4 separate regions of the Mus musculus genome follow, and all the other regions are linked to region 2. Evidence: chromatin loops called from intact Hi-C (ENCODE). Cell type or tissue: left cerebral cortex. All regions are shown on one strand. Links, peaks and the distances in the headings refer to the core of each region. The heading gives the core; the rest is flanking DNA. Region 1 has its middle 9.2 kb from the start of Trem2. Region 2 holds the start of Gm52308 (a long non-coding RNA gene). Region 3 holds the start of Nfya (nuclear transcription factor-Y alpha). Region 4 overlaps Nfya (nuclear transcription factor-Y alpha).

Region 1 (7,880 bases), core at 1,414-6,413, 62 kb before region 2:
ATGACCCAAGTTCATTCCTTGGGGCCCACCCAAGGGAGCAAGGAGACACAGAGTTGCCCTCTGACATCACATGTATGCCCACACATCACACACATACACATCAATGTGTGTATTAATAGTTAAGTAATTTTAATAATAAGTAATTTTTAAGTGACAAAAAAAAGGTGAAGAGCAGTCTGTGCTGCACACCTGTGATCCCACCATTGGGGACACATGGTGCACTGCACACCTCTGACCCCACCACTGCACACCCGTGATCTCACCACTGGGGAGGATGAGGCACAGAGCAGCCATCTCAAAATAAAAAGCAGGAGTGCTTCATTCTCTCATTTATAAACTGTTTTGTTGTTGATTGGTTGTGTTTGGTTTTTACACAAGTGTACTGTTTTATTGGCAACTCTGGTTACCAGTAATGTTTTAGGTATAAAGAAACGAGGTAAATAGATTTGATGCATTTAAGATTCGATGTACTTAAATAGACTTGATACATTAAATAGATTGATACATTTGATACATTTACATTTGAAACAGCTTAACTTTAAGATGCATAAATTTGCTGACAGCAAACTCAAACAGATCTGCCTGCCTGTCTCTCAAGTGCTGGGATCAAAGGCACCACCTCTCCAGGCACTGTAGTTGTTGTTTTTGTTGCCATGGGAATCACTCAGTCTTTGACCCCTGGCTAGTTACTGAGTCCTTCCAGTTGATTTAAGCCCACCATCTTCCTAGCCACATGGCATGACAAGATGTCTCAGGCCTGGCTTCTTCACTTCTTATTTAGACTTGGCTCAGTCCATTTCAGGCAACGCTGTTGCTATTTTTAGTGAAAATGAGTATTTTAATGCCAGGCCTGTGTCTTTGTTTCTTCTCCCATGGCTGTGATAAAATACTCAGACGAAAGTGGCTTTAAAATGAGATGATGCATTTGGCTTGCCATCCCAGCTTACAGTGCATCATGGTGGGAAGCCATGACATCCGAGGCTTGAGCATTACATCATCACAACCATAGTCAAGGAGCAGAGAAAGACAATCCATGTTTTCTGGTGCTCAACTCCCTTTGCCTGTTTTCGGGATGGTCCTGTAAATGTAATTAGGATATTCTCCGTCAGCCAGGTTCCAAGGCTCATCTCTCAGGCAATCCTAGAGTCGGTCAAGTTGACAGTTAGCATTATCATTTGTCATTGCAGAGGCCTGTGATCCCAACAGTTGTAAAGTCAAGGCAAGAAGATTGCTTTGAAGGACAGCCTGGGATATGTAGGGAGAACCTGACCCAAAAATTTTTTTAAAATGTATTTCAAGAACACTGCAGTGTATGTGATCATCTGTAAAAGTATATTTTATTCTTCTGGTGTGATTGTCTTCTTGGAGGCTTACTACCTCTGTCTGCTAACCTAGGCCTAGTCCTGGAAGCTTCAAATCTCTATACAATCTTATCTAGGCCTAGAAGGTTTTCAGCCTCTGAGACTTACTGCTAAATAAGTGCATCCTTTCTAGCTCTTTCTGAACTCTGGCTGGCTGCTCAACTCAGCTAGCCGTTCTGGTTCAAACTCCACTCCAAGTTGACTGATTCACTCTGACTTCTCTCTTGGCCTCTGGCTTTTTGCTCTGCTTGGCCTTGAACTAACTCTAGCAATATGTCCTAACCTTCTGGCTCCTTCTCATTCTCTGTCTCGTTCTGTCTTCATCTGTGTCAAGCTTGTTCTCTCTGCAACCTGTCTTTATAAAACTCTCCCAATAAAACTGCCTTTGCTCTCTCTCTACATTGCCCCTCAAGTAGCTTCCCGTTCCTCTCTCTTCTTGGGAGAATTGGGCAGATTCTATTCTGTTGAATCTTTCTCTGACTTTTCACTTTCTCTGCCACTCAATTAGACATCACTTGCAACATGGGTGCTTCCAACTACAAACTAATTTTACCTTTACTGTTTGGGATTAAAAGTGTATACTAAAGACATGTCTGTATTCTAGCCAGAGGGATTAAAGGTGTGATTAAAGGCTGAGCCATGCTACAATTAAAAACAGGTTTGTTTGTTTGTTTGTTTTCAGTTAACACAATCTCAGAGTTCTCAGTGTGATCAAATATCCTGCAACAATCATTAATTTAGTACAGCCAAGGATCACCTGAGAAGACAGTCTCAGTCAGGGGTTGTCTAGATCAGGTCGGTTGTGGGCATGCCAGTAGAAGAGTGTATGAGTTATGATCTTCACTGTGTTAACTGATGTAGGAAGACCCAGCCCACCATGGGTGGCACCATTCCCTAGGTAGGGGATCCTGGACTAGATGAGTGAAGAGAGGTGGCTGAACACAAGAAGCATGCATTTATTTATTCTCTCTGTGCCTTTGACCCTGAATGTGACTAGCTGCTTCAGGTTCCTACCTTCGCTTCTCTGTGACAGCAGACTGTAACCTGGAATTGTAGGCTGAATAAATGGTTTGTTGTTGTTGTTGTTGTTGTTTTCCCTCCTAAAGCTGCTTTTGTTAGTACCTTTTATCACAGCGACAGAAATGAAACTATGATGACCACAATCTGGATACTATGGGGCCTCGTTGCTACTGGGCTAGTCACTAATTCTGGGCTTTTTTTAGTGGGTAGAGGCAAGAACTCTTCAATCCTTTATTTTTTCAAGATGGCACCTTATATAGACCAGGCTAACCTTAAACTTGAATTATATCTTAGGATAACTGTGATCTCCTGATCCTTCTGCCTTCCACATCCCTACTACTGGGATTACAGGATTACATTGACTAATTGTTTGTTAGACACTTTCAATAGAAAACTAAGATGAGGACCCTTGAGATGATTCAGCAGGGGTGAAGGCTCTTGATGCCCAAGCCTGAGAACTTGAGTTTAATCCTTAGAACCCCCATAAAGGTAGATAGAAAGAACCAATGCCACAAAGCTGTCACCTGATCTCTCTCTATGTCCAGATTATGTCAACTGTGACCCCCCCATAATAATAAAGTAATTCATAGAAAAAAATTCTATGGAGTTCTATGGAAATTCAGATGGAGTTACCACCTTCATCATGTGTCTTTGTCTTTCTCCCACCCAGAGAACCTTACCTCCAAACAGTAGTGTTAGAGGCTCAAATAACAACTCATTTGCTTTGTGTCACATAGGTGGTACAAAAGTCACAGGATAGTGGCAGCAATGCCCCTGCCAACACTGTGCTCTCTGACGCTGTTATCACTTTAAGCGCTGCTTTATTCTTAGGGCATATTACACCCGAGGAAGCAGACAAACGACTATGCAAAGTTGGTACTCAGTTCATGTGTTTCTTTGCCTCCTGCCCGCCTTCTTCCTCATTCTCCCTTCCCGTCCTCCCTTTCCTCTGCTTTTTACTCTTGCCCTGCATATTCTCCCCCTCTCTCCCTTCTCTCTCTCCCCCTCCTCTCCCTCCCCTGCTTCTTAATCTTTCTCCTGCATATTCTCCCCCTCTCTGCCTCTCTTTTGTGAGTGTTTTTGTGACGCTATGATGTAATAAAAATTCGTATTTGGTCTCTAGATCAGGTTCTTGAGACAGAATCCCTAATGTCCTTGTAGATGTGAGTACTTTGTTCCATTTGGGGTTTTTCACTCTGGATTCCTGACTTTGATCTCCTGAGATAGCTGTAGTTGTCTGAATGGGGAACAGCTGACAGGAACACCTACATTTCCTAAGTGGTAGGAGCCCCTTGGTGGGCTCTGAGCTAGCGTCAAGATGGGGGCTAGTTGCCGGGGGAGAACCAGGCTAAGAGGGCTGAGAATTTCAGGTCTACTTTCAAATTTCAGGGAAGGATAGGGGCTGAAGATAAGTAGTCAACCATGGCCAATGATGTCATTGTGTCCTGGTGATGGTGAAGCTTCTGTGATGAGACAGAGTTCAGAGAGCTTCTCAATGGATGAACATGTAGGGGTCCTTGGAGGTGGCAGAGCTGGAAGACAAGGATGCTCTGCCGCCTAAAGGCTCTTTCTGTCCTGATGGAGGCATTAATGCCTTCACAGAAAAGGGTTATTAGAGAATCTCTGCTTTACTGAACATAAAGACCAGAACCAGGTTTCACGGCCAGCCTCAGTAGACTCTCCGCACGGTGGCGCTGTTTCCCTACGTTGTCCTGTCTATGCTGGGTCACAGCCCTCTTAGTGGCAAGAGATAAAGCCAGAGCCAAGGCCAGACTGACCTCTGTTAACCCCCAAATGTTCCTAAAGCTATTTTTAAAGTTATGGAACATCTACCCTAAAATTATCATTTGCTTCTGAATTTGAAAAGCAAGCAAGAATCATTCTTAAATTGGTTGCTGGAAATTGAGACTCAATTAAAGATTCAATTTAAGTCTTTTTAAGGGGAGATTTTAAAGCAGCAACTAAGAAAAATTAAAATTTGAAGACCCGTGTGTAGAAATTATAACTCAAGTTATGAGAACACTTACGAAGAAGCCAACACCCCCAGCACACATGAGTGCTGTCAATACTTAGGATAAAACCTCTCTTTGGGTTTCTTTTGTGTTTGTTTAACACAGTCTTTCCGTGTAGCCCAGGCTGTCCTAGAACTCACAGAGACCCTCTTGCTTCTGCCTCCAGAGTGCTGGGATTACAGGCGTGGTCCCCCACACTCAGCTTGTTTAATGTCCTAAAAAAAGAAGAAGAAGAAGAAGAAAAAAGGCTAGCCTACATCTTTTTTTTTTTTTTTTTTTTTTTTTTTTTTTGGTTTTTCGAGACAGGGTTTCTCTGTGTAGCCTTGACTGTCCTGGAACTCACTCTGTAGACCAAGCTGGCCTCGAACTCAGAAATCCGCCTGCCTCTGCCTCCCAAGTGCTGGGATTAAAGGCGTGTGTCACTACCGCCCGGGTAGCCTACATCTTTTAAATTCTTGTGCAACCAGAGCTGGCTATATACTGTGTTTTACAAGAAATGAAGTTTACTGGCTGCAGACCTGGCCCACAGACCTCTGATTCAATCCCCCATGTCCTCTCCCTTTCTTCACCTGGATGGAGACGGTCCCCCCAGATGCTCTAGTTTCTCAAGGTGACAGACACCCTTGTGGGAAAGAACGTGGGTGCCTGGATGTCTGTGTGGAGCAGAGCCTCCTTGGTAACTGACACTGGAGCTGGGATGAGAAGCAAGCTCGTGTCCGGGTGGTGTGTTACCACAGCTAGCTCACCTACAGCTCAACAACAATGTGACTCCCATGTCTGTGGGAGCTTCTGCCTCTTTCAAATTCTCTCCTCTCATTAACTCAACCAAAGGACCAGAACTTCTCAGGCTACTTGCTTAGGGTCACCAAACCACCCTCACACTGATCTCTCTTTGGGGGCAGAATCTTTCCCAGCTCCTTCAAGATTTAGTGTCTTTCCAAGACTGGCCACCAGACTTCTCATCAGAGGTTACATCCCTGTGCTGGTTAGCGGTTTGTTAACTTGACAGAAGCTCTAAGACCATCTGGGAAGAGGAAAATTAATTGGGATAATGTTACCATAGGATTGGCCTGTCGGCAACACAGTGGGGCATTTTCCCGATTCATGATTGATATGGGGAGGCCACAGCTCATTGAGGGTGGTACCTGGGTAGGTGGTCTCCTTCTATCCGTTGGGGAGCAGAGTGGGTGGTAACCAGGATTCCTCCATAGTTTCTGTTTCAGTTCCTGCCTTCAGGTTCCTTCCCTGACTTCCATCGTTAATGGCTCTTGATGAGGACGTGAAAGCCAAATAAATCCCTTCTTCCCCAAAGGACTCTTGGTCATGGTGTTTATCACTGTAATGGACCGCTAACCAGAACACCACTGCTGTGTTTCTCAAGTCCTTCTCCTCAGCATCCATGTCCCAAAGAAACGGACATCACTCCTCTGCCTCTTGCTTCATAACAGCCCCGAGCCTCTGCACCTCCCTGTGGCTTCACCTCTGTCCTCCATTGGGTGGTGACAGATCAGGTCTTCTCCTCAGAGCCCCCTCCCACTCCAAGTATAACCCCCACATGGACTCTTGCACCAACTATTGCAGTAACTGTGTTTAAAAACGAATGTGAGTTGTTAATCCCACCAAACAAGATTACCCAGAGTCTTTGGTCAAATTCAGCAAGCTTGATTTTCTGTCAGGGCCATCTCCCTAAAGTGGGGTTTGTGGAAATAGTATTGAACATATGAAAAAGTAGGGCTTCTATAGCCCCCCAAAACCTGCAAGACTAGAAGAGGTCTAAGGGTTGGGAAGATTTCCAGAGGAATTTTAGTAGAAACTTGGCTGAACATCTAAAAATTATTTGGTAGAACATCTTATCAGGATGGAGGTCAGGGTACAGGGTGCGGAACATGTCAAATTCCAGAAGATGGGTTAAGACCTGGTTAAATCCAGGTTTTACAGAAAATAGGAGTGACTTTATAATAAGATGGCTTTTAATCTTAAAGTGGAGTCAGAATGGCCCATCATCCTCTTGGGTCTTATGTGTCCCTTTCAAATTCTTAATAGGGAACGGCCATTTATGTCTGTTGTATGGCTAATAATGCCAGCAGACAGCAAGTGTCTTAGCTTTTGTTGAAAATGGTTATTAATTAGCTCTATTCTTAACATGACACAGCCAGACCCCCAATAATTGAGAGTGAGTACTATCAATGTATTTAATCAGCTTAACACAATGACTAGGTGCTTATCCCTAATCTATTTTTATACACTTGACTGGTTAATTCCCAGCTGCGCTCCCCAAGTTACTTGCTGTTTGAGTCTCCCTGGGCTGCCTTCCTGCTCCATCAGCTGGTCCTCAGGATGCTCTTCTCATGGCTCATCTCCATTTACAGCAGCCTCCTCCTCTCTTCCTTTTTCTCCTCCCTCTTCTCTCTCATGGTCCTTGCCTGCAGCCTCCAGCCTGTTAAGGAAATCACCACCTACCTTCATTCTCCCTAGTAATCGGCTGTGGCCATTTTTATTTAACCACTCAGAGAAGATTGGCGAGCAAAGTTTATACAACATTATTTGGTGTACGAGAGAATTTGCTCATTGAGATGGCACCCAGATCTTGGGGACTGGTGTTTAGCATTTGAGTATGTTAGCAGCACCAGGCCAACTCTCTATACTAGCATTTTCTATTTGGCAAGAGACAAAATTTGTATCATAGCTAGGGTCTCTAATTTGGTCTGATTGGTTAGTGTGGGAAGCCACATGTGTCGTTGCAGGGTGGCGCAGGCTACTGCTGGACACCACGCATAAGTTTGGGCAAACAACCAATGTGTACATATGCAGTAAAGTTTTTTGCCAAGACACTGCCTGACCCAGGCATGATAATGAGGTTTTGAGAGTATAACCAATCAGATGTGAGACACGCAAATGAGGTATGTTAATGATGTTCGGTGAGGTACTGAGAGAGAATAACCAATCAGATGAGGAACATGCAAATGAGGCTTAGTGCATAACCAATCTGGATGTGAGACACGCCTCTCCTATGCCTATATAAGCAGCACCAGTTCTGGGCTCGGGGTCTCTTTGCCTCTGCAATCAAGCTCTCCCAATAAACGTGTGCAGCAGGATCCTGTTGCAGCGTAGTTCTTGCTGGTGAGTCGGAAGCGCGCAAGAGGTTAGCATAGAAAGAATACATTTTTCTTAAAGTCCTCTTCTTTGCTCTTTGTATAGAGTAGGCCAAGTACCTTAACATATTGTAGAACTATTTTAGCTAATGAATCTAGCTGTTGATAGACCTTGCTCTATTTGGTTTCAACAGGTACCTTTTTTTTTTTTTTTTTTTTTTTTTTTTAACAATGAGAGAGCCCGGTATGCCAATACATATAGTCATTTTGTTCCCCTTGCGAAGAAGTTGCCTTTAGATCTGACATTCTAGCCTCCGTTGAGGATAAGGGGCAATGCATTCTCTTAACTACTTCCTGCTGAAGTTAGAACGCCATCATCAGGGCCCAGGAAGGCT
Region 2 (7,880 bases), core at 1,154-6,153:
CTTGGGGCAAGGGATTCATATAGATGTCCCATCCAGGGCTCAGTGTGAGGAGTGGGTGTGGCAGCAGTCCCAAGATGGCGCCTGGGACTGCAGCTAAGTCTTATGACTTGCACCTGACTTCCTCATACACCTGAAAATAAGCCACGACCATCGTGAGAGCTGCGCAGGTGCACCATGATGCTGGCGGTGTAAACAAGTCCATATTTGGTGGAGACGTGCCCCTGCCGCCCTGATTGGCTGAAGCTGCATGCCTGGTGAGGTGATGTGGCCTGCCGTGAGTAGATGGGGGCTGAGTGCATTTAAGCAGGGCTCCCTGGGCACCCGGGCACCTTCGAGGCGTTCCTGCAATAAAGGCTATTGAGAAGAATCCGACTGTGTCGTGTCGTTCTTATGAAGGCAGCTTTGACAACATGACCAGGTAGCAGAGCAACACCAATGGGTTCTTCCCACCGTAGGAATCCCTACTGGTGTCATGGCTGGTGGCAAAATGACCCATCAAAGGATGAGAATGAAAACTCAGTTCAGCCCAACTTAGCTGAGTTGGATCAGATTCCAGGAGTCTGATGCCCCTGTCAGCATATTTGAACACGGTATGATTTGGAAAAAAAGTTCCCTGGTATAATGCAGCCCCCGGGTGCACAAGGAGGCATAATTACTTCAAAACCCAACTCAAAGTACATGTCATTTCTTCCAAGAAGATGCGTCCTAGAGATATGTATTTAGCTTAAGGGCCTAGGGAAGGATCTGGCATGGTCTCGGTCATACAGATATCATTTGGGCTATTAGCCACCTCAATCCTGGTTGAGCTCCTGGTTATATAGATAATGTAAGAATCATTTAGACTATTAACTATCTCCAGCCTTGGTTGTGGAGGCTTGATATGGCCTGACCCGACAGACCACCAAGCTGTTAATCACCTTTAATTCCTAGCCCTCTACATGGAAAAATAGGTCGTGCTTCCTTTCCTTTGGAAAGAGAATCCTGCATGCTTAATATTTCTGGTTTCCTTGGTAATTTGTGGGCACAAAACCTTCATGCTCCCAACATCCCTGCATTTGCTTCTTGGATGACCAATCCACAGATGGTTCTGCGTACTTCCTGTAGATGCACAGTAAGTATGATCTCTGGTTGACTAGTAGTGTTTAGGGAACAACGCTGGAAGCACCAGCAGCTTAGATTCTGAAATCCTACCAACTCCTCTGGGTATAGATTCTAATCCACACGTGGGTTTCAAGGACAATACGATGAAGATGTTCCCCACAGAACTGTTTGCACTGTGACAATGAGAGGGCAAGACATCACACAAACCCTGGGTCCAGCAGTCTCCCCCGATGGAGAGCATGCACGCAGTAGAGTATGCATCAGCATTGGAAAACAGTAGCCTGGGCATCTGCACCCAGCAATGAGCAAAAGAAATAAATATATGGGGGAAAGTATACTGTATTATTTTATAGATGTTAGTAATATAGACACAGAGTCTAGAAAGATAGTTCACTGTTCTTGCAAGGGACTGGTGTTCAGTTCCCAGCATCTCACAACTGCCTGTGACTCCAGCTCCAGGGGATCTGATGATCTCCTCTGGTCTCTAAAGGCATAGCACTCATGTACGCACATGCGCGCGCGCACACACAGAGTCAAAAAGAAATACAGTCACAAGGGGGAAATGCCTCTTTTTTTTGTAAGGCATCAGTCACATTCAGGATTACATACCAAATGCATTTGAGTAGTGACCTTGGTTTGAAGAAATCAAGTGGAAATAAAAAATGAGAATGTAAAAGGAGTGAGTATAGGCTTAGACTTTTCTAAACCTACATTATTTGGGGTTCTAGAATGCTCTAAATTCCCTTCTAGTCCACTGACCAGAGAGTTAGTGGGAAAAGAAGGCTTATGGGAAAAGGAGGTTGTGGACCTTCTTAGATGTAGTTCTTTGGGGTGATTCACTCTTCGTTGTTAGGACACCAATAGTTCGGTACTAATAATAGCCAATTATATACTCAAATTGATCCTGGCAGTGGTGGCAGCAGTGGCAGCAGTAGCAGCAGCAGCAGTGGCAGAAGTAGCAGCAGCAGCAGCAGCAGCAGCAGCAGCAGCAGCATTCCTTACTACCCCTCCCTAATGTTCTGAGTTCTCAAATGAAACACACACACACACAGTCCTTATATTTTGATATGCCTAAATCAGCTTAATGGCTGGGCCACTTACTAACCTCCACATGGTTAATCCACCTCCCTTCAATATTCCCAAGTTGTCACATACTAAACCCTATGTTCCATCTTTGCTGCCCTCGCCCTCTTGGGCTGCTTTCCCTCAGCTTCTTCATGGCAGCTGTTGTCTCTGTCCTGCACCTTCTCAGGCATGATGTCTCTCTCTCCTCTCCTCCTCTCAGAAAGGCAGAGCTCCTTTTTCCTCTCTCCCCTGGTCCCTTCTTAAAGGTCCCGCCCTGTCTGCCCTGCCCAGCCATTGGCTGCCGGCAACTTTACCAATCAGAACCAACTGGGGGCGGGGTCCCTCATTGTCTTAAGTTTGGACGTGCAGATTCCCGTGCAAACAATTTTGGAGACGCAGATTAACATAATACAAGCAGCCACACCAATCCAATAGCAAACACCAAACATGAACCACTAGCAGCAGCTTGGTCCAGAAGAAACCACAAGTTTCTGCTGAACTGGCAAGAATCACCCAGAAGACCACAAGAAGTTCTCTCTACAAAGTGAAGCTCAATGCAGCCCAGCGCAGCCCAGTCCAGCCCAGTCCAGCCCAGCCCAGCCCAGTTAAGTGTTGCAAGGCAAGAATGACCGCTCATTGTTTATGGGGTTCCATTTATACTCTTTCCAAGCATCACACACCCGCTCAAGCATCCACTCCAGCAAAACATCACATGCCCTCTCACATGTCTGCTTCAGTAAAACATCCTCTCCTAAGGCAGCCTCCAGGAAAACATCATGTGACACAACTGAGTTTACAAAGAAACCAGAAATCTCCACTTCAAAGGAGAAATGGAGCAAAAGTGTATGCACTGATAGGATCATCAGGCTGGTATGAGCTGAAATATCTATGAAGAAACATCTATATTTTATTCTCCCACACATAACATAAAAAAGGAATAAAATGTGACCCCGTCATAGTGGCCTTTTTATGGTTACAAGGCTGTGGCTACATTCAGCATGTTGTTAGTAGCGTATGCCAGTATCCAGGCTCTCCTGAACGTCACTCTGGACTCTTCTTGTTTTACAGATGTGACATTCTTTTTGTTCCCTAAGGGATTCTCCCCGGCTCCTCCCATCAGCCAACCATCCTCTTTGTATAAGCAGACTTTGTGCAGATGAAATTGCATCACTGGGTAAACCAGCACAATACTGACCCCTGGTGGTCAGCTCTGATGTGCATGAAGTCAGCATGATGTGCATGAAGGGTCAGTTTGGGGAGGTTTTGGTCTTGTTTAAAACACTTTTTTCCCCCCTTTAACTTCTGGACTTTCTCGGTTTGTGGTCCGCAGCACACAGCCTTTCTTGGCTCCCCGTGTTAGCCTTTAAGTTAGTTTCCCCCTCATTTTAGGAAATCTAGAGCAAACCAAGAAGGTGAGCTTGTGAACGTGAGTAGAGTGGACAGGCATGGGCCTTGTGAGTAGCTCACTTGGGAAACAGAGCCTGTGAGGCTTGTGATGCCAAGGGAGGCAGGAGAGAGAGTGAGAAAGGCCCGGGGCTGGGGATCTGGGAAAGCACTTGAGCTGGGTGTTGCAGATGAACTGCCCCGTGGTTGGTCATCTTGGCGGAGGTCTGGGCTACGGGGTATACAGCTCTGAGGGTGCTCGATACTGGAGTGTCAATTAGCCCTGGCGATTTGAGATGCAGGTCTGGCTGTTGTCTCTCGTGGGCTTGCCTGATGGCTTCGGTAGAGCGGAAGTTTGGCCTGTTCTGCCTTAGTACCAGTTAGCCTTCTTCTCATACCCTGAGATGTGGCTAACCGTGTCCAAGGACTTGGAGATGTGAGGTAGTTTTGAAAGCTCCATCGTCTCTGCCATGTACTCTCGTCCCTGAGGAAGGAAGGAAGAAGTTTCCTAAGTGTAGCATCTCTGTGTCTTCTTCTCTTGCCTGCCCCCGGACTGCTCTCTCATAAGTTCTTCCTCTTTCCTTCCCCTGGAGGCCTTCCTCAGGTACCTTCTGCTTTTTATTTATTTTTATTAAACTGGTAGAGAGATTTCCAACAGGGGTCCTAGGCCTCTCTCCTCTTTCTGAGGAATAGGCTGATAGCCCAAGAAATAACACTCCTATTGATCTCTGCTAAGATCTTACCCATCCATCTTCTTAGGTATATTCCCTGGGATAGTTGTGACCCCAGCTCTATTGCCCCTGTGATGTATGTTACACTAATCTACAGACATGCGCAGTTTGAGCTCACTGTGGAGCTGCCTCTGGAAGTGAGGCTCCATCATGCTCCATTGAGATAGAAGCGGGTGTGTTTCAAAGTCTTCTTGTCTGGGAATGGGTGAACTAACTTTAAACAGGGAGGAAGAGAACAGCAAAACGGACCAGGACTGAAAACACCATGCTTCTCTCGTGGGCTTGCCTCCACAATCTCCTTTTTCTATAAACCTTCTTTCCCCACTACCTCTCTGGTCAGTGGACTAGAAGGGAATTTAAAGCATTCTAGAACCCCAAATAATGTAGGTTTAGAAAAATCTAAGCCTATACTCACTCCTTTTACATTCTCTCTCTCTCTCTCTTTTTTTTTAATTTCCACTTGATTTCTTTAAACCAAGGTGAACAGCCTGAAGGTTATGGCCTTAGTTAGGGTTTTATGGCTGTGAAAAGACTCATATACAAAGGGAAATATTTAATTGGGGCTAGATTACAGTTGCAGAGACTTAGTCATTATTGTTCACAGGAAAACATGGTGGCATGCTGGCAGACAGGGTGCTAGAGAAGGAGCCGAGGGCTCTACATTCGACTAGCAGGCAGCAGAAGGAGACTGTGTGCCACACAGGGCATAGCTTGAGCATATAAGACCTCAAAGCCCACAGTGACACACTTCCCCCAACAAGGCCATACCTCCTAATAGTGCCGGTCCCTAGGGGCCAATCATTCAAACACATGAGTCTATGTGGACCATTCCTATTCAAACCACCAAATTAATGTCTCCAGCAGAAGTTACTGTTGCTTGCTGCCACCTGGTATGGAAGTGTAGAGGCAGGGAAGGTGGAATTCCAGCCATGGGAAGCGCATCCATCAAGGCAAAGCTCGCCTGGGAGCCAGCTGCTGCCTCAACTTTGCTGGTTAATTTGATGGTAGCTGTACCTGTCCTATTTGCTTCTTTGTTCTTCTGTTGAAGCCTCGCCCAAGGGAACACTGCCCTGCCAGGGACTCTGTCTCCTGGAAACACGCACTGGTGCCTCGATGAAGCTTCCTTCTTTTTTTTTTTTTCTAGATGTTTTAAGTGCCTTGTTTTATGATGGTTTGCTATCTCTCTGCTGTTTGGCATTTGTATTTTTTTACTTTGGCTTGCTAGTAGTACTCACTTGAAACTGAAAATATGGTTGTCATAGAGCATTCAGCAGACCGACCCTATAGCGGCCCCACCCCGGTCAGGCCACTCACCTGGCCACTCCTCCAGCAAAGAAGCACACAGAAAACTGACAGCATCAGGGCCTTGAGCAGGAGGAGTCCATATTGCACAGAGACCAGAAGCCCCGGGGAGGTCCAGCCAGGAGAGGAGGAACTTTGGTTTCTGGAGGCAGGAGACAGACAGAGATGCCTGGGTGGGGATGTCACCTGCTCCTGTGTGACCCTAAGCCATCTCCTTGTAGCTGCCTTTTATGTGCATACGGACCCTCCATAAGCTCTGAAGGGAAAATGAATGCAATCAGGAATGGAGCCCTGGGGTCCCTAGGCCTGAGAGGAAACCAAGTTAAAAGACACCCAGTTGGAAGGGTTAAAAACCCTGGCTGGGGATCTGAACTGAACTGGGAGAAGGAACCTCCTGACCTCATTAGATAAGAAGCCACCAAGCTTATCTGGCTCAGCAGGCCAGCGAGAAGATCACAGAGAGAATTCAGCAGGCCAGCGAGGAGATCACAGAGAGACACTTCAGGGGAACTGAGTCTTCACCTTCCTTGTCTGCTCCTTCCAAGTGCCCGGCCCCTTTGCTCACTGTGAAGGTGTGACAAGGTGGTTCCTGATGATGTGACTTAGCAACACGCGTGAGTACATGAGGTTGCCCTTCAGATTTTCTGTCCCACTGATTATCTTCCTTGTTGTCTGCCGAGTCTCACTGGATTGGCATTATTTTTCCCCATTTGAGGTCCGTAACTGGCCTGCCATGTTTGTCTTTTAATTGATTCTTTTTTCCAGTCTCTTATCTGCTTGCAAACATTTCCCATAATGTTGCTTGTTGAGCATAATCCCTCCCTCCTCCATGTAATTTGTTTAGCTTGGTCCCCACGATATATGTTTTTAATGTTTTCTGTAAAAAATAAAAAATAAAAAAACTCCTCTTCTCCCAGATATCCACCTGCTATTTATTTATTTTGTTTTTTTTGGAGACAGGGTCTCACTATGTAGCTCTGTCTATCCTTGTTATGTAGACTAGGCTAGCCTCAAACTCACAGAAATCCACCTGCCTCTTCTTCCAGAGTGCTGGGATTAAAGGCATGCACCACCACACCCAGCCATGTCTTTTTAAAAATTAGCTTAAGTTTATTTTTCATAGTTATGCAATTTGAATCTGCCCGGGATTCAACACTGTGTAGAGTGGCAGATCTTCTACGACTGGGGTTCATTCTTAAATTACGTAGCTAGTCTTCCAAATAATGGGAGCTTGCCCCTACTGTTTATGGATATCACTATATGTTATAATCTGTCCCTGTATTTCCACAGGTCTGTTACATGCGTCCCACCTGGTCATCTGTCCCTCTCTGTCCTGGTACTCACTCTGTAGACCAGGCTGGCCTTGAACTCGGAAATCCGCCTGCCTCTGCCTCCCAAGTGCTGGGAATAAAGGCGTGTGCTACCACTGCCCGATTATTTTTTTTTATTTTTTTTATTTTTAGAGAGGTTTTATGTAGCTCAGGTCATCCTTAAACTCTCTATGTGGGGCAGAATGATCTTTACCCCCCCCCCCACAACCCCCTGGTCTCCACTTCTCAATACAGGGATTACAGGCATGTGTGTGGCCACAACAGACTCACTTCCTGTACCTGTGCTACCCTGTTCTCAGAGGTAACAATTTTTTCTTATTTTATGTCTTGTATGAATGTTTGGCCTGCACACATGTATGTACACCATATGCATGCCCACAAAGTCCAGAAGTAGATGTCAGACCTCAGAAACTGGAGTTATAGCCTGTTGGGGGTGCTGGGAATTAAACCCCGGCATGATCTTTATTGACCTTGTATCTGACAACATTGCCTAGCTTTTTGATGAGACTTAATGGTTGCTTGATTCAGGGGGCATTTCTTGTTTCAGGTTTTGGTATTGCTTGGTTTGTTTGTTGGATTTGGGGAAGTAGGTTGGGCTTTTTCTGTTTCTGTTTGTTGCTGGTTTTTAGAGCTTGTTGTTTGTATAGCCCTGACCTTAGGAGTTGTTCTGCCATCCAGTCTGGCCTTGGTCTCACAGAGCTCTGCCTGCCCCTTCCTCCCCAGTGTTGAGTGTTTCTATATATTATCTTGGTCATGACAGCAGTGTATCTAGTGTGCTAAGACTTTTCAAAGAAACATGTATAGGTTTTTATGGTCTTCATTTTAAAACTCCTCTTAATTTTTTTTTTTTTTTACAATCGCACCATCTTTTCCTACTCGTGGGGGTGTGTCTGGGTCTGATGGCTTCAGCTATCCTCATTTCCTTTGATGTGAAATCTCATTCTTGTTCTTTTGAGGATAATCTTTA
Region 3 (7,880 bases), core at 1,079-6,078, 130 kb before region 2:
TTTTCTAAGTAAATCAGCTAGAGAGAAACAAACAGGGAGGGGCGAGAATCCAATTATTGGTTTAATTAAAAAGTGTTTATGCTTTTGACCTCAATTATTCTGATTTTCACTTCACCGATAAATTTAATAGCTGTTACGCACTCGACTTCCTTCTGGATCTTCATTAAGGCGGGTGGCCATGCTACTGAGTCGCTATTTCCAGAATTTAAGAGTTCCTTCTGCTAATGAAAAGGAAAAGCAAGTAAAAAAATACCGCTCAGGCAGCCCGAACATAGCGTGTTCAGATCACCCTGACAACCCATTTAGTCTTCCCCACCTCCTTAAGGTATTCTTTCTGGATGTGAGCTCACTCAGCCTCTAAGAGGCAACACAAAACAGCTTTCCAGGAGCCGAAGCAAAGGCGGTCCTAAGACACACCTCCTTACTTCTAGCAGGGAAGGTTTAGGACAGTCCAGAATTTTCCCAGAGAATATAGCTTAGAACGGGAAAGACCTGGCCACAGTTACACTGAGCGGCAGGGTGAGCCGAGAACTGCTTCTCAGGGGAAGATCACCACCAGTCTTGGAGGTACAGGAAGGAAGGTCTGATAAGACTTCCCCGTCTCTCCTCCTACCCTAAGGAGGGCAACCCTGGGATCCCGCAGAAAAGTGGGTACTGGGGGGTCATCCTTCACCTGCAAAGGAATCGGCCGTCAGCAGGCCCTCCTCCAAGCAGGGAAGGGTTCGGGATGAAACCCTCGTAGGTAGGAAAGCAACAGAAGAGTCCCGACACGCAACAAATCCCGCCAAAGCCTTTTGATTGTACGCACACTCAAGATGGCCGCCCCCATCCCTTAACGGGGCGGAAGTGAGCCTCTCTAGCTGGGTAGCGGCGCCCGCTCTCGGTAGTAAGGGCTTCAGAATTTCCGGCGGGAAATTCCGTAGGCTCCCGCTACCGCTCAGGCATGCGTACCGAGATGCCGACCCCGACTGGAGAAGAAGAGCGCTTGCGCATTCGGCCCCAGAGGGTGGGTCCCAGTGGACGCTTAGAAATAGGTGGGCAGGGGGGCGTGTCAGCGCCTGCGTGGTATATAATTCAGGGAGGTGTTTAAGCAGCAGCGTACGGAGCGTGTGAAAGGCGCCTGCGTAGGCCTTTGGCGGGAGGCGGTGTCAAATCCAGGAAGTGGGTGTGGCCTCTGGAACGCCTGCGCGGTGCTCTTCCTAGGGGGCGGGGCCAGGCTGGCCGGGGTTATGGGGCGTGGTCTCGAAGGCGCTTGCGCGAAGGCGGTTGGAGGGAGGCCCGATTCCCCTTTGTTCAGATTCGCCATTTTGCGAGGCAGCGGCAGTGGCGGCGGCAGCGGCGGCTGGAGCCTCTGATTGGGTTTCGGGGTCCGGTACTGGAGCCAATCAGCGCGGGCAGCGAACCGGGGGAGCGAGGCACGGTGAGTATGAGGAGCCAATATCCAGCGGCCCAGAGCCGGCCCCAGCGCCCCGATTGGCGGGTCTCGCTGACCACTCAGGAGAGGCCCAGGCGTCCGTCGAGCCCGGGAGTCGAGCCGAGGCTGCCCGAGCTGGGTAGCCAGTAGCCCCGGCTCGGAGTTGGTGGAGGCCTGCAGGGGCCGTCCAGCGTTGGGACGGCGTCCTGGAGCCAGGCTTTTCGGGATCTGGATCGTCTCCGGGGGCCGGTGGCGGATGCGCCACCGGTCCCCGATCCTCGGTCCCGAGAGGTCAGGTGGCTGACCGCCCAGCCACGGACCGTGGCGGTTTCCCCACGTCGTTCCAGCCTCATCCTACGGCCTGTCCTTGTGTGTCCCCACATTCCGGGCCCCGACGAGGCCCGTGTGTCCTGAGCTCTGCACAGTTGGGGCTACAGATCCGGAGCGAGGCCAGACTGAGACGCGCGGCGCGGCCTCCCAAGACCCACCCCGGGGCCGTTGGCGCGCCTGCCGCGCCCCTCCTCTCGGCCCGCCACCGGGGCTCCCGGGCCGGCGCCGTTACCACCCCTTTCTGGCTCGTCATTTCCTCCCCGCTCAGCCCGCGGTGCCGGCACACCTCCGTGCTGGAGCCCAACCAAGCACTCTTCCTCTTTTTGCTCAGTGTCTCGGTGTTTGAAACGCCGCTGTTGCAGAACTGATAACCCTTGTGCATCCTTAATGATTGGGGGCACACATCTCGCAGTTCCTATTATCCCTGTCTCCTCCCTTGATCTTTTCTCCCTTGGATGCTCTCTGGTTTTGTTTTCCTTTAATCTCTCCACTCAATAGCTCGGCCCACTCGTGTCTCTTTTTTCTAATACACCTTGAAATCCCGCGCGAACGTTTTCTCAACTGATGTTTTAAAACTTACACGTGCTTAGATTTTCTTTCCCCCTTCGGGGGACAGGAAGTCTTCCAAGGACTGCTAGCTATTAGTCTTTGGCGGACGTCACCCAAGTGCTGCAAGCGAGTAGGGCTAGGAGCTATGTCTGCTCGGTGGAGATTGACTGGTGTTAGTGTTTCATAGGGATCTGATCCAGTACCCAGAAGTGCACTTTACATGAGGAAGCCTATTTTCAGCGCCACGCTTTTGATTGGTGATGGAGGGTGATGTCCTCAGAGAGGAAAGACTGAAAAGAGTAACTGGAACAGATAGTGCGGTTGGACGCAGAAAGGCCGGGAGTACTGAGTTTAGGCGGGAAAGTCCAGTTGGTAAAAACCTTTGCAGGTCTTACAAAGGAATTTTTTGAAAACGGTTTTGACTGGAGGTTAAAAGTTAATCTAGAGTGGATTTCTCCCCTAACCTTGGGGGTGAAGGTTGCTGACCTGAGGATTCTACCCCATAGTCTTGTATTTGGACTGGGTGTTCTAACTTTGATTGGTATTTAAAAAAAAAAAATGGATGCATATGTCCACCTCAAAACTGCCAAATGTTTTTGTGGACAAAAGGCAGTTCTCCTCAGTCACTGTGACTCAGACCTGTGGAGCCTCCACTGGTTCCTCTGCATCTGCACTTTAAGAAAAAGTAGTGCAGACTCTCGATTTCTCTAATCTAATCACAGCCCAGGCATCTCCCTTTGTTTGAAATACTTCACCCTATACTACCTTCATCTGGGTGAGATCTCAGACTTAAACCTAACTCACATGACACCCTTTCCCAGTGCTTTCCTTGGTTTGTCCCCAGTGGAAAAGCCTCTGTCCCCCAAACTCCATTTACTGTATTTCCCTTTAGGAGTCTAATACACATTTTTGTTCCTTTTTAGACTTAAAAGCCTCTTTGAAGTTAACTTGTTTTGTTATTTAGTTCATGCTATCTCCTTAGTGGAGACAAGGAGCACACTGGAGCCTTCAAAGGCCCTAGCTGGGTGTGTGTGTGTGATGCCAGGTCAGATGGACTGCGGTGATCAGATGCTTATTGTAGGAGCATTTCTGGGCATTTCAGCTTTTGAAGATTCTAAGTGCTGGCCAGCTACTTCTGTGCCATGTAAATGGGCAGGAAATGCTATGGAAGAGAATGTCTCAGAGGCCAGAATAAACCCATTCTCATTCCTATTCATTCATATTCTCACTTTCAAAAACACATTCACAAGTCTGTAGAAGAGCTAGACAGACTAAATCCAGCTGGCTCAATTCTGTCATAAACTTGGGCACAGAAAGCGTAAGGAAAGGAAGTGTGTCAGGTTGTGTCACAGTTCTGCTGGCTGAGTTGATGGAGGAAGGAGCATATGGCCGCACTGGAGCCAAGAAGTCGGCACCATGGGCAACCTGAGGGTTGTGCTCCAAGCGCCACCACTCCCTTATCAATGCAGAATGGCTGCTGGGTTTGAAGCTGCCTCCAAAGCCCAGTAGGTTTCAATGGCCTAAGAGTGGAGCATTTGTATCAGCAAGATAACTGAGTCAACTCCAAATGTTCCTTACAGCTATTCCAGCCCTCTTGCCCACTTCAGGCTCCATTCTGCATTTAATCTGAGACGATGCAGACTTAGGACATTTAGCCAAGAAGAAAGTTTTATAGGAAAGCGTCTTGGGGCTAGTGGAAGCGGTAAAATACAGAGGTTGTTAATATCTTAAAAAAAAAAACTTTAAAATCTAATCCTTGTATATCTGTATTTTGGTGAGTTTTTAAAGCTCTCCACACCTGTACAGTCCCACTTGAAAAAAAGGGTGAGAACTTTGGTCATCCCCAAAATGGTCGTAGAGCTAGCTCATCTATTCAGTCTCTCCCACCTCCTTCCCTCAGGCTCAAGGAACTCCAGTTTGCTTTCTGTCTAGGCTTCTGATGTCAGAGTTTCTTATCATGGGGCCATGCTTGCTTATATTGTAGCCCTACTTTATTAGTCTGGAGACAGGTACATTGTTAGACAACAAGGTAAAATTCAGAAACATTGGATGGACTGTAGTAGTACAGGCTTTTAATCCCAGCAATCAGAAGGCAGAGTCAGGTGGATCTCTGAGTTTGAGGTCAGCCTGGACCACCTGTTAGCACCCTCAAGCCCCCTCACCCCCAGTAAGGAAAACATTGGTGCCCTAGTGGAGCCACTTAGTTTGGCTGATTTACCATATTGGACCTGAGGTCTCAAGAACCAGCTCAGGCAACTGGCTCCAACAGGCTGGTGTAAAATCTGCAAACTTAGCCAGCTTTTCAGCTGATGGGATTAATAGTCAGAATATAGAAAGAGCTCAGAAATTACAAACAAAATAACCTAAGCTATAAATACTCAAATTGATTAGACAGTTCTCAAAATAATACACATGGCCTATAGTTGTATTTAAAAATAACATACTGAGCCATCAGGAAAATGCAGATGAAAACTATACTGTAATTTCCTTCTCACACCAGTCAGAATAGTTGTCATCAAGAAAATAAAGAGTGCCGGTGAGTGAGGATAGGAATAGCTCTTAAATACCATCGGTTGGGATATAAGTCAGCTCTGCCACCGTGGAGTGTATGCACATTGGTGTATTAGGGTTCTCTAGGAACAGGACAGAGACTGACGTGTGTGTGTGTGTTCAGCTGGTCTTCAGTATATGACAGAATCTAGAAGTACTAGGCTGTACAGCCAGTGAAGGAATGAACTTGCCAGCAAGGGCAAGTAGGCGAAGGGCAAACACTTTCTTCTTCCAGTTCCTTTATATGGACTGTCACCAGGTGTAGCCAGATTACAGGTAGACCTACCCACATCAAATGATTGAACTTAGAACAATTCCTCACAGGTGTGCCCAGCTGCTTGGGTTTTCGCTAATACCAAATGTATCAAGTTGACACCAAGAAAAGCCATCACACTGTAGACATACCCCCCCAGCCCCCCCCCCCCACTATATGATCCCGCTATACTGTCTTGGGAGTACACTTGAAGAAGCTAGAGTCAACATGTACTAAAGACACTGCACTTCATTGCTGTGCCTTCATCACCAAGTTAGGGAATCTGTAGGCGCCAATCAGTGAGTAAACTGGTAAAGAAAATGTATGTATACTCAGTGTAGTATGCATTATGGTGTTTGTAGGGAAATGGATGATACTGAAGCTATATAGTAAGGTAACAAAGGTATATTCAGAAAGCCAAATACCAAATATGCATAATCTAAAGACAAGAAGGGATCATTTGTAAAATGGGGTCAGTAGTTCAGACAGGTTATGTATATTGTTAAAACATACAGATAAAAACCATTATTATACAATGAACACATGCCAGTAAAGTAGCAATCAAGTTCGAATACATTGCTAATGAGGTAGTGATTAAATTTAGTTATGTTGCCATTCATATTGTCTTCCCTTTGCAAGTCTTTGTAAGTTCAAGTCAGAGCCAGAAATCTGTGTGTTGAGTAGTCAGTCCATTGGAACCCACAATAAAGGCATAGTGATCTATTTTGGTTACAGGTAATGAATGAGCCTGATTATTTTTATTGAATATTTCCCCCTACATTGTAATGTAGCAATTTCCAGACAGTGAAGTTGAAAAAAATGTTATGATGGATACCCATGTACCTATTACTTAAGACTCTATAATTACCATCTGCCAAATTAAATGCTGGCTTATCTCTCCACAAACTCATTTTATTTTTTATCACTATAAGAGTAAGTTACTACTGGGGGGCAGGGAGAGACACTTAAGACACCTAGAAAAGAACACTCCCATCCAAGTACTGAGGACTGACCAATCAATTCCCACCTTGCTTGGCTTGTGAGATAAGACAAGATGGGGCTTTTCCAGGGTGGTGTGGCAGAAAAGGATATGAACTTTCTGAGTAGGGCCGCATTCTTAAGCATTAACAGAGGGGGGCTGGTGAGATGGCTCAGCAGGTAGGGGCACTGACTGCTCTTCCAAAGGTCCTGAGTTCAAATCCCAGCAACCACATGGTGGCTCACAACCACCCATAATGAGATCTGACACCCTCTTCTGGTGTGTCTGAAGTCAGCTACAGTGGATTTATGTATAATAATAAATCTTTTAAAAAAAAGAATTAACAGAGGGGTTTTGTGAAGTTAGGATTTAGCAAAGTAAGTAGCTACAGAATCAAAGTTTTTGCCTGCATACCATTAGTGTGTTTGTCTGTTGAAGGAAACCACTCATCCTCTGGGTAACTGCCCTCCTTTGAGACAAGGTCTCTCGTTGTTTGAGGGCTCACCAATTAGGCTGAACTGGAGACCCAGAAGTTGTGCCGTCTCTGCCTCCCCAGCTCTGGCTTTATAAACAGGCCAGCACACCCAGTGTTATGGGCATTCTAGGGTCAAGCTCAGGTCCTCTCCTGAGGCAGGTACTTTACCAACTGAGCCATCTTGCCAGAACTGCAGATACTAGAGGACTAGAACTGCCAGGCATGAGATGGGCTCTGCAGTTCTCAGAAGGACACAAAGGGCCAGCATTTTTAAAAGTGACTGACATACTTATCCACCAGAGCCATGCAAATTAAAATTTACCCCACCCCACCTCCCTACCTGAGTCAACAGCTCATCTAGAAGGGCAACAAATGCTGCTGAGGATGTGGGAAAGAGGAGTCTTCACTATTTACACTGTTGGTGTGTACAAATGAATACAGAGCTTTCTCAAATAGATCTACCATGTGACTCAGCTACATACATACTCAAAGGATCCTATGCTACCTCACAAGTACTTGCACTCTCCTATGCACAATAACAAGGAAGTAGAACCAACGTAGATGTTATCAGCAGAATGGGTAATGCAAATAAATGTCATGCATATGTAAAATGGAATTTTAATACAGCCGTAAAAATGAACTTTACAAGAAAACATAAATCTGGAAAGTTTTAGGTAATGGCTGCTCTTGGTTGTCAACTTGACCACTTCTAGATTTAACTAAAACCCAAGGAGCTGAGTACACCTGTGAGGAATTCTTCTTTTTTTTTTTTTTTTTAATTTTTTATTAGGTATTTAGCTCATTTACATTTCCAATGCTATACCAAAAGTCCCCCATACCCACCTACCCCCACTCCCCTACCCACCCACCCACTCCCCCTTTTTGGCCCTGGCGTTCCCCTGTACTGGGGCATATAAAGTTTGCGTGTCCAATGGGCCTCTCTTTCCAGTGATGGCCGACTAGGCCATCTATTGATACATATGCAGCTAGAGTCAAGAGCTCCGGGGTACTGGTTAGTTCATAATGTTGTTCCACCTATAGGGTTGCAGATACCTTTAGCTCCTTGGGTACTTTCTCTAGCTCCTCCATTGGGAGCCCTGTGAACCATCCATTAGCTGACTGTGAGCATCCACTTCTGTGTTTGCTAGGCCCCGGCATAGTCTCACAAGAGACAGCTACATCTGGGTCCTTTCAGCAAAATCTTGCTAGTGTATGCAATGGTGTCAGCGTTTGGATGCTGATTATGGGGTGGATCCCTGGATATGGCAGTCTCTACATGGTCCATCCTTTCATCTCAGCTCCAAACTTTGTCTCTGTAACTCCTTCCAGA
Region 4 (7,880 bases), core at 1,363-6,362, 120 kb before region 2:
AAATATTTATGGTGCAGTTCGAAGAACTCTACCTTGATCACAAACTAGCTAGATAATGTTTCTGACCAGTCTTGGCTTTGCTTTGAAATGGGGTCTCATCAGGCTCACCTGGAACTAGCTGAAGCCCACTGCTTCTATAGCCTTTACCAGAACCGGTCCTGAGTATCGGCTTGAGCAGGCAAGCGGTACTGGTAACTTGACTGCTTTCTAGAATTCAGCCTGTGTTTGGTGATGAGTGCCTTACATCTTTTGGGATTTTCCAGACTCTACATAGGTTCCATTATATTTGACCTTTGACTATCCAGCTTGGCACTTAATCAAAAATAATCAGAAGTGTCTGAAGAACACTAGACTTATCTTCTTGGAGCTGTAGTGATGGCTCGATAGTTAAGAGTACATATTGCTGCTGCAGAGGCTTTGATTTCAGTCAGCACCATGTCAGACAGCTCTTAATCACCTGTAAGTCAGGCTCCAGGGGATCTGACATCCCACTCTCTGTAGTATATGCACATAACCTCCACACAGAGAGACAGACAGAGAGAGAATATGAATATTAGAGTTTACAAACACTGTCTCAGGCCAGGATTTCATCTCTGCACTTGGGAGGCAGAGGGAGGATATCTGAGTTCAAGGCCAGCTAGCACTACATAGAGACCCTGGTGGGGAGGTGGAAGACTGACCTTCCTAAATCTGCCTTGCCTCCCCTCTTCCAGGCAGCAGGATAGTTGCAGTGATTGATCATCTTTGTGAAGCTGCTTGTGTCTGACACTATTTCATTGTTATTTTATTTCTTTCTAGGTCCAGGGGCAGCCGTTAATGGTGCAAGTCAGTGGAGGCCAGCTTATTACATCAACAGGCCAACCCATCATGGTACAGGCTGTGCCTGGTGGACAAGGCCAAACCATCATGCAAGTACCTGTGTCTGGAACACAAGGTTTACAGCAGGTGAGCAGTGTTTTTAAAGTATTTAGGTTGTATGTCAGAGTAGAAGTCTGGTATGAGTGTGGATGGTGTATATAATTCATATGTGTACAGGTTTGTACACACATGCTTTCCCTTAGTTTTTGAGACAACATCTTTTACTAGCTGTAGTCTGGGAGCCTGCTGCTGTCTCCTGCCTGTCCTCTGTGCCAGGGCTGCCATGAATTCCTGTGGATGCCAAGGTTCCAGTCAGACCCTTGTGCTGTGCACCACATGCCTTACCTCTGTCTGAGCTGTCTTCCTAGCCTGCAGAGCAGATGTTTTGAAGAAGAAATTGCTGCAAAAAAGACAAAAAACAAAACCCAGCTGCTTTTGCTTGAGTCCTACCCCTTACTTTGTGCTTAGTCTTTCTGCCTTTGTTGTACTGTACTGCATAACAGGAGTACAGCAATGTGGTGGAAACGGGTATTCCTTGCTACCTGAAACCCTGGAGCAAAACAGTCCAGGTGGAACCAGGTAGATTTGCGACCTAGTCAGCTGCCAACACTTTTAATTGAGTTAAGTAGTATTCCAGTCTTTAAGAAAATTTGGGCAGTGTATAGCCCAACAAAAAGGTCCACAGATGTCTCTAAGACACGGGGCCATCCATGGTCTGGTTTCCTTCCCTTTCCCTCCCACCAGCAGTCAGTCCAGCTGGAGAGTGGTGGGACTTGAGGCTCTAGTCATGTCCTTCACAGACTCACCTTTTCAAGAGTGACCTCCCAGGCTGCTAGATCTGGGAATGCTCCAGAGGGTCAAAGGAACTGTAATAGATGCTTACAAAGCCAGTGAGAAGGAAGGCGGGTCTAGGGGTGGGGTTGAGGGGTGGAGGCCAGACTTTAGGTAGCTGGGACCATGGCTTGGATTGGGGATATTCTAGAGTATAAAGTACTAGAAATTTTGAGTTGTGGGCCTTCCTAAATGCTTTCCCATCAGATCTTTTAAGGTTTATATATCAGTACTCAAGAAAACAGGATTTTGTTCCTTGAGCAAAGTGTTAAGGCTTTTTTGTTTTGTCAATTTACAAGATTTCAAAGAAAAACATTTAAAACTTCTTGTCAAGATTCTGATAAGTGGTTACCTCACAGGATCTCTTGCTTTCCATCTTTGTAGTGTGAGTTTTGCACTCTAAAACCTGCAGGGTAGGGATAGGAAGAGCTAGTGAACACTGCCAGCAGCGACGAGTGACAGTGAGGGATTTGGAGCCTTGTCTGTGTTACTCCTGTGGATCATCATATCCTAGAGGTTGTTGGCTGAAAGCAAGAAGCATTTTGTGTGAGTTACTGTTCTGCTGACTCACAGGTTAAGGGTGCTGGTACAGCATGGTGGGGAAAAGGTGGCAGCAGGAGGCAGAGTGACTACTGCTCTGCTCACTGTCTCCTTCTTAGTTCAGGCTGCCACCTCTGTTAATTAATCTAGAAACAGACATGCCTAGTGTTTGTTTTCATGATGATTTTCTGTCTAGTTAAATGGGTGGTTATACATTTCAGTTTCTGTGGATCGGAAGGTTGACAGCTGATCTGTCTGTCTATCCAGGATCTAATCAAAGTGTTGCCTTTGCTGCCATCAGCATAACGTTTAACTTGGAAAGAATGTATTTTAAAAGTTGTTTGATTCGTTGATAACAGCACTTCAGAGTATGTTTAAGTAAATATACTTTAAAAAATAACCATGCCACCAACGATTATTTTTTTAAAGGGACACTTTTGTGTCCCTAACACTGGCCTTGAATTCCTAATAACCCTACCTCTGCCTCCCAAGTTGTAGAATTGCAGGCATATTCCTCTGGGTATTTCCTGGTCTCTAGTGGAATTTGTTCAGCTAATTTTCAGAAATCAAAGACTGAGACTGGAGAGATAGCTTATCAGTTGAGAACACTAGCCATTCTACTAGAGGACCCAGATTTGATTCCCAGCACCACCTTGTGGTCACAGCCATCTGTAACTTTAGTTCCAGAGGATCCCTCGTCTGGCCTCTGGACACCAGGCACGCATACACCTAAAATAAAGAACAGAAACAAATAAGGAGCCAGAGGAGTGGTGTCAGTGTGGTGCCAAGCTGTTTGTGTATTCTCTTCCACAGATACAGTTGGTGCCTCCTGGACAGATCCAGATTCAGGGTGGGCAGGCTGTGCAGGTGCAAGGCCAGCAGGGTCAAACCCAGCAGATCATCATCCAACAGCCACAGACTGCAGTCACTGCTGGCCAGACTCAGGTGAGTCCACCTGCTCCTCTGTCATCAGGACAGCAAGCCACCTGGTTCACATGGGATGTGAATGTGAAGAACGTCATCAAAATGGGGTCTCCGTGAGTCTCTGGCATCTGTTAAATATGTCATTGTTTTCTACAGACACAACAACAGATTGCTGTCCAGGGACAGCAAGTGGCCCAGACTGCTGAAGGACAGACTATTGTCTACCAACCAGTTAATGCAGATGGCACAATTCTCCAGCAAGGTAAGCTGCCGCTATTGCAGTGGCCCTTTTTAGGGCATTAGTTTCAGCCTTTGAGTACCTGAGAGTGCTTCAGAGTCATTATGAAGTCCATGTCCTGTTTAAACAGCAACAGGATTCCCACCACATCTGCAGTGACCGACCGTCAGTCAGCACATAGACCAGCCTGATGCTGCTTAGTCACTAGAGTTCCTTCCATTTCACTTTGGGCCTCTACATCTATTCACATAGGTGTTTACTTAGAGTCACAAGATCGAAGATGTAAACACCATACAGAGTGCAAAGGCTTAGAGAGGTACGCCCTAGGAAGAGGAGGTATGTAACAGGACTAGACTTGGCTTCAGGGAAACCATGCTCAAAGTAGACTTAAATGCTTTGGAAGCTAAGTTTAGAAAGGAGATGGCAGCCAGATTCTGTGATGGTGGGCGGAAGTAGAATTTATTTGGAATTGGGCCCTAGACTGTTAGACTTTTAGAAATGAACTGAACTTAGCAGAACACAGTGAAGCAGCAGAAGGCACTTGCTTTCTTCCATGTGTTTGCCAGTTATCCAGGAGGGTATACAGGAGCCAGGTAGAAGGGACTAACTCTTTCCCCTTCTTTCTGTTCCGTGTACCTGCTTATTTTATTTTGTTTTGTTTTGTTTTGTTTTTGTTTTATGTTTTGTTTTCTTAAAGTTACAGTCCCTGTTTCAGGCATGATCACCATCCCAGCAGCCAGTTTGGCAGGGGCACAGATCGTTCAGACAGGAGCCAATACCAACACAACCAGCAGTGGACAAGGGACGGTCACTGTGACACTGCCTGTGGCAGGGAATGTGGTCAACTCAGGAGGAATGGTCATGGTAAGGAAAGTGTCCCTGGCACTGGAGCTTCCCGTGGGGTTCTCTTGTCTTTGAGCTGCAAGTTGGTGTCTCCTGTGAAGTCACTTATGATGTTAACTTCTGGATTTGACGCTAACGTCATCCTTAAGGCACTAGCAGTGGTCTGCATCCACAGGAAGCCTAGTTCATTCTGATGCCTACCAGTTAGCAGACTAGTCTGGATGTTGGAGATGCAGCAGTATGGGTGTGAATGGGCAATTTTATTTAGGGTTTTCATGCCAGTAATAAGGTCTGGTCTCCTGTTCATGCAGATGGTACCAGGAGCTGGCTCTGTGCCTGCTATCCAAAGAATCCCTTTACCTGGAGCAGAGATGCTGGAAGAAGAGCCCCTGTATGTGAATGCCAAACAGTATCACCGCATCCTTAAGAGGAGACAAGCACGGGCTAAGCTAGAGGCAGAAGGGAAAATCCCAAAGGAACGAAGGGTATGTGTGCCCTGGGGAGTGCTAAGCAGGAAGCAGTGCAGTTCTGCATCAAGCGTGTGTGTTTCCTTGTCCCAAACACTGGAATGCAGGAAGGTTTACTATAAGACTGGTGACAAAATGTCTTGGAAACAAGGGACTTTGTCCTTTCTACAGTAAAGTCCAGAGAAAACGTGTCCTCTGGACTTCCTCTTGTCTTAAGGCTGCAGTGCTCATGTGTTGATTGTACTTTGAAGTGGCAGTTGGGCTCTAGCCAAGGAGCCAAGGGAATAAGAAAGCGGCCTCCTCATTTTAAAGGAGTCAGTCTGTCTGTCTGTCCCATTAGCCAGCATCCACTGACCCAGTCTAAGCTATAGATAGCATAAAGATGGGATCTCCTCCTGACCTGCCATTTGCTCAACCAAACCTCGGTCAGTTCCCGGAGCAGAGGCCCTGATTGCACTGCCTGAACTTGTAGTGATGGACTCTGCAGTAGGTGACTGCTAGGTCTTCTCACTAACAGTGGGGGCTCTTATTTCTCTTCTCTAGAAATACCTCCATGAGTCTCGGCATCGGCACGCCATGGCACGGAAGCGTGGGGAAGGGGGCCGCTTCTTCTCTCCAAAAGAAAAGGACAGTCCTCACATGCAGGTAAGGACATTGCATCCATCCTTTCACTGTTGCCGCCCTTCTCTCCATCAACAATGGGCTGTCCTCCGTTTAAGGAAGAAACACACTCTGTGCAGCATGTGATGCCTGTTGCTTAGCTTCCTTCCTTTAGAAGCACTGAAAGCTCCAACCCACGGCCTTTTTTACTCTTGGTTTCTCAGTTCTTTGTTAAGGAAAAGTTTTACTTTCTTGTAGCGTTCGATTAGAGTCAGTATCATTTAATGCTGTGTGGCAGTTCTTGTGTCACGCATTCTAATAAGCTTTTATTTGTTGTTGTTCAACTGACTGAGAACCTCAGGTCCATAGAGTACATAGCATTTTTTACATTTGAATAGGAGTTCTTGAGATCTTAGGTAACTTGCCTAAGGCCGATCCTTGCACAGCTGAATCAGCCCTGGAAGTGCAGTCCACATCCCAGTTACCCTGGAAGCTGAGGCAGGAAGATAACAAGGTGAGGCCATGCCTGGGCTAGAGATGAATTCAAGCCCAGCTAATTTAGTGAGACCCATTCTCATAAAGGGCTAGTAGTGTAGCTAGCTCAGTAGTGTAGAGTATTTGACTGGCATATGAAGCCTTGGGTTCAAATCCTGCTTCCTCCACAAACAGACTCATCAACTGAATTCAAACTCAGGTAGTAGAATCTCACTAATTATCTCACATGCTTCTGAATTTGTCCAAAATGGAGTGCTTGTTCATTATTCTATTACCTAAACAGGTGGCTTGTCACCACCCAGTTATTACAGTTTAGATGGTTCTGATTCTGAAGTTCTTTTGGTTCTGTTTCTGAAACATAATTTTACATGTTTACATGTTTATTGTACCCTCCTGACTGATGCCAGCCTGGCCTAGTCCTCTTTCTTGGTTTAGATTAATATATCCACTGTCATGCCTCTTGCCTCCCTTTGCATTTTCCACATCTCAGGATGGTGGTCGTCAGGCACCACATCACACCTTCTCCTACCTTTGTTCTCTCACCCCATGGTTAGTAAGCATATGTCTGGGTCTAGATTCATTTGTTCACTGTTTACCTATTTATCTGTTTCTCTTGCCTGGTCCTTGGTCCTTACACTTTCTAGTCTGTAATGTTCTTTTCTCCATCATTTCCATGACTATCCCTTCTTCTCTCTGTGTAGCCTAGGCTGTCCTCAGATTTGCACTACTCCTACCCCAGTTTCCCAAGCACTGGGGTTACTGTGGGAGCATGCCACCACAGACTTTGGTCTGCCTTACTTTTAGGCCTGGCTTAGGTCTGAGAGGCTTTGAGCCTGCTCTCATCTCTCCTGGAGCTCTCTGACCTCTTATACTTTCCCATAATTCCATCCTTTACCTGGTAAGAACCAACAAGAGGTTTTCTCTATTTGGTCCCCATTGCTTCCTTTATTGCAGAGTAAGTGACATTAAAATAGAAAGCTTTGTTGTGTTGTATTTTGGGGGTTAACTTATTTTCCAGTTCTAAGTGGTTGGGTTCATGATTCTTTTGCTGGCTCTCTTCACTAGCAGCAGCATGGAATTCCTCTACACTCACAGGGCCCCATCCGGTGGCCACGTGCAGTTCTGATCAGATAGTGAAGGCTTTAATAGTCTACCCACGGCAGTCTGCAGGTTCCTTCTCCTTAGTGAACCACACTGCGAACATCCTGACAACCCTCTGTTCTTAGTGGTATCTGCGCATGTCTGTGAATAGGAACTGCCAGCTGTAGGCCATGGTGTGGAAGGCTTTCCTTGTTCTCCATGCTGACATGGGAAGTTCCCTCACCTCTTTTCATCTCATATAAAAATAATGACACAAAATTACAGTGTATCATGGTGCTTGCTCTGGGGCTTTGTCCTAGCCACTCAAGCACCTAAGTGTTGATGTAAAGGACTGTTGTGCTGTCTCTCTCTGTAGGATCCAAACCAAGCTGACGAAGAAGCCATGACACAGATCATCCGAGTTTCCTAACCACAGGAGGGTGGCAGAGCTGATCAGTCACGGTCCTCTCCACTGTTCTGGAAATGGACTGACTTCCAGTGGGGCACTGACAGTCTCACTCTGCCCTTTCTCAGGACAGAAACTACTTAGCTCAGTATTACAGCTGCAATGATGGCTGACAAACTGAAGTGGCAAGCTTTTGTCGCACCCCTTCATTGAGGATCTGTTTCAGACTGTTGGACACTGACCTTTTGCAAATTTGGATGATTAAAAAGAGGTATTTGCCAGCCCAGCATTACAAACACAGCACTTATGTTGAGTGGTAAAGCCATCCAGTCAGCCATTGCAGTAGGGGAGAGCAGCCTTCTCAACCTGGTCCTCAGTCGAGGCAGCCACAGCCCCTGCCTCCCTGTGGGTTCTCAACAGCATCCATGCCCTGGTGGGGTGCCGGGCTGCCTGATGCATAGACACTTGGCACTCAGGTGGCTCCCAAGCAAAGAAGCTTCCTGTTAGGACTTGGAGCAACAGACCAAGCTGCTGTCTTCTGACCTGTGCTGATAAGAATCTGTCTGCCCACATGCTAGGTTGGTGTTTACTTCAGCCA

The links. A loop is a pair of places that touch in the nucleus more often than their neighbours do. Peaks named below come from ENCODE experiments on the same cell type or tissue, not always from the same donor. Only the 100,000 strongest peaks of a DNase experiment are listed, where the experiment ranks them.
Region 1: a loop joins it to region 2, with 12 times the contacts of the local background. A loop is called at or near these places in 31 of 42 quality-filtered maps.
Region 3: it touches region 2 in a loop (2.9-fold over the local background); 9 of 42 quality-filtered maps call a loop at or near these places.
Region 4: it touches region 2 in a loop (2.9-fold over the local background); 8 of 42 quality-filtered maps call a loop at or near these places.

Annotation. Positions count from the first base shown.
Region 1 is chr17:48,333,257-48,341,136 of GRCm38, reverse strand. No RefSeq gene overlaps it. Among named protein-coding and RNA genes, the nearest start is that of Trem2, 9.2 kb to the left of the region's middle. In left cerebral cortex, for the core only: a CTCF peak has its summit at 4,070; a DNase peak (open chromatin) is centred at 4,072; H3K27ac peaks cover 209 bases.
Region 2 is chr17:48,270,533-48,278,412 of GRCm38, reverse strand. It overlaps Treml4 (triggering receptor expressed on myeloid cells-like 4), which reads right to left. Exons shown (of 6, transcript NM_172623.2): 5 at 5,595-5,724; 6 at 3,055-4,033. The coding sequence ends at 3,920. Gm52308 (a long non-coding RNA gene) reads left to right here and starts at 6,006. Exons shown (of 3, transcript XR_003952373.1): 1 at 6,006-6,196. In left cerebral cortex, for the core only: a CTCF peak has its summit at 3,374 (motif pointing left); DNase peaks (open chromatin) are centred at 3,350 and 3,649.
Region 3 is chr17:48,403,166-48,411,045 of GRCm38, reverse strand. Nfya (nuclear transcription factor-Y alpha) reads left to right here and starts at 1,226. Exons shown (of 10, transcript NM_001110832.1): 1 at 1,226-1,420. It overlaps Oard1 (O-acyl-ADP-ribose deacylase 1), which reads right to left and starts at 1,046. Exons shown (of 6, transcript NM_001289490.1): 1 at 674-1,046; 2 at 142-218. The coding sequence starts at 180. In left cerebral cortex, for the core only: no CTCF peak of the experiment used is centred there; DNase peaks (open chromatin) are centred at 2,016, 2,460, 2,945, 3,609 and 2 more places; H3K4me3 peaks cover 1,664 bases; H3K27ac peaks cover 1,961 bases.
Region 4 is chr17:48,388,715-48,396,594 of GRCm38, reverse strand. It overlaps Nfya (nuclear transcription factor-Y alpha), which reads left to right. Exons shown (of 10, transcript NM_001110832.1): 4 at 799-945; 5 at 3,043-3,174; 6 at 3,310-3,415; 7 at 4,089-4,255; 8 at 4,546-4,719; 9 at 5,245-5,346; 10 at 7,253-7,880. The coding sequence ends at 7,306. Among named protein-coding and RNA genes, the nearest start is that of Nfya, 17 kb to the left of the region's middle. In left cerebral cortex, for the core only: no CTCF peak of the experiment used is centred there; DNase peaks (open chromatin) are centred at 2,282 and 3,825; H3K27ac peaks cover 1,946 bases.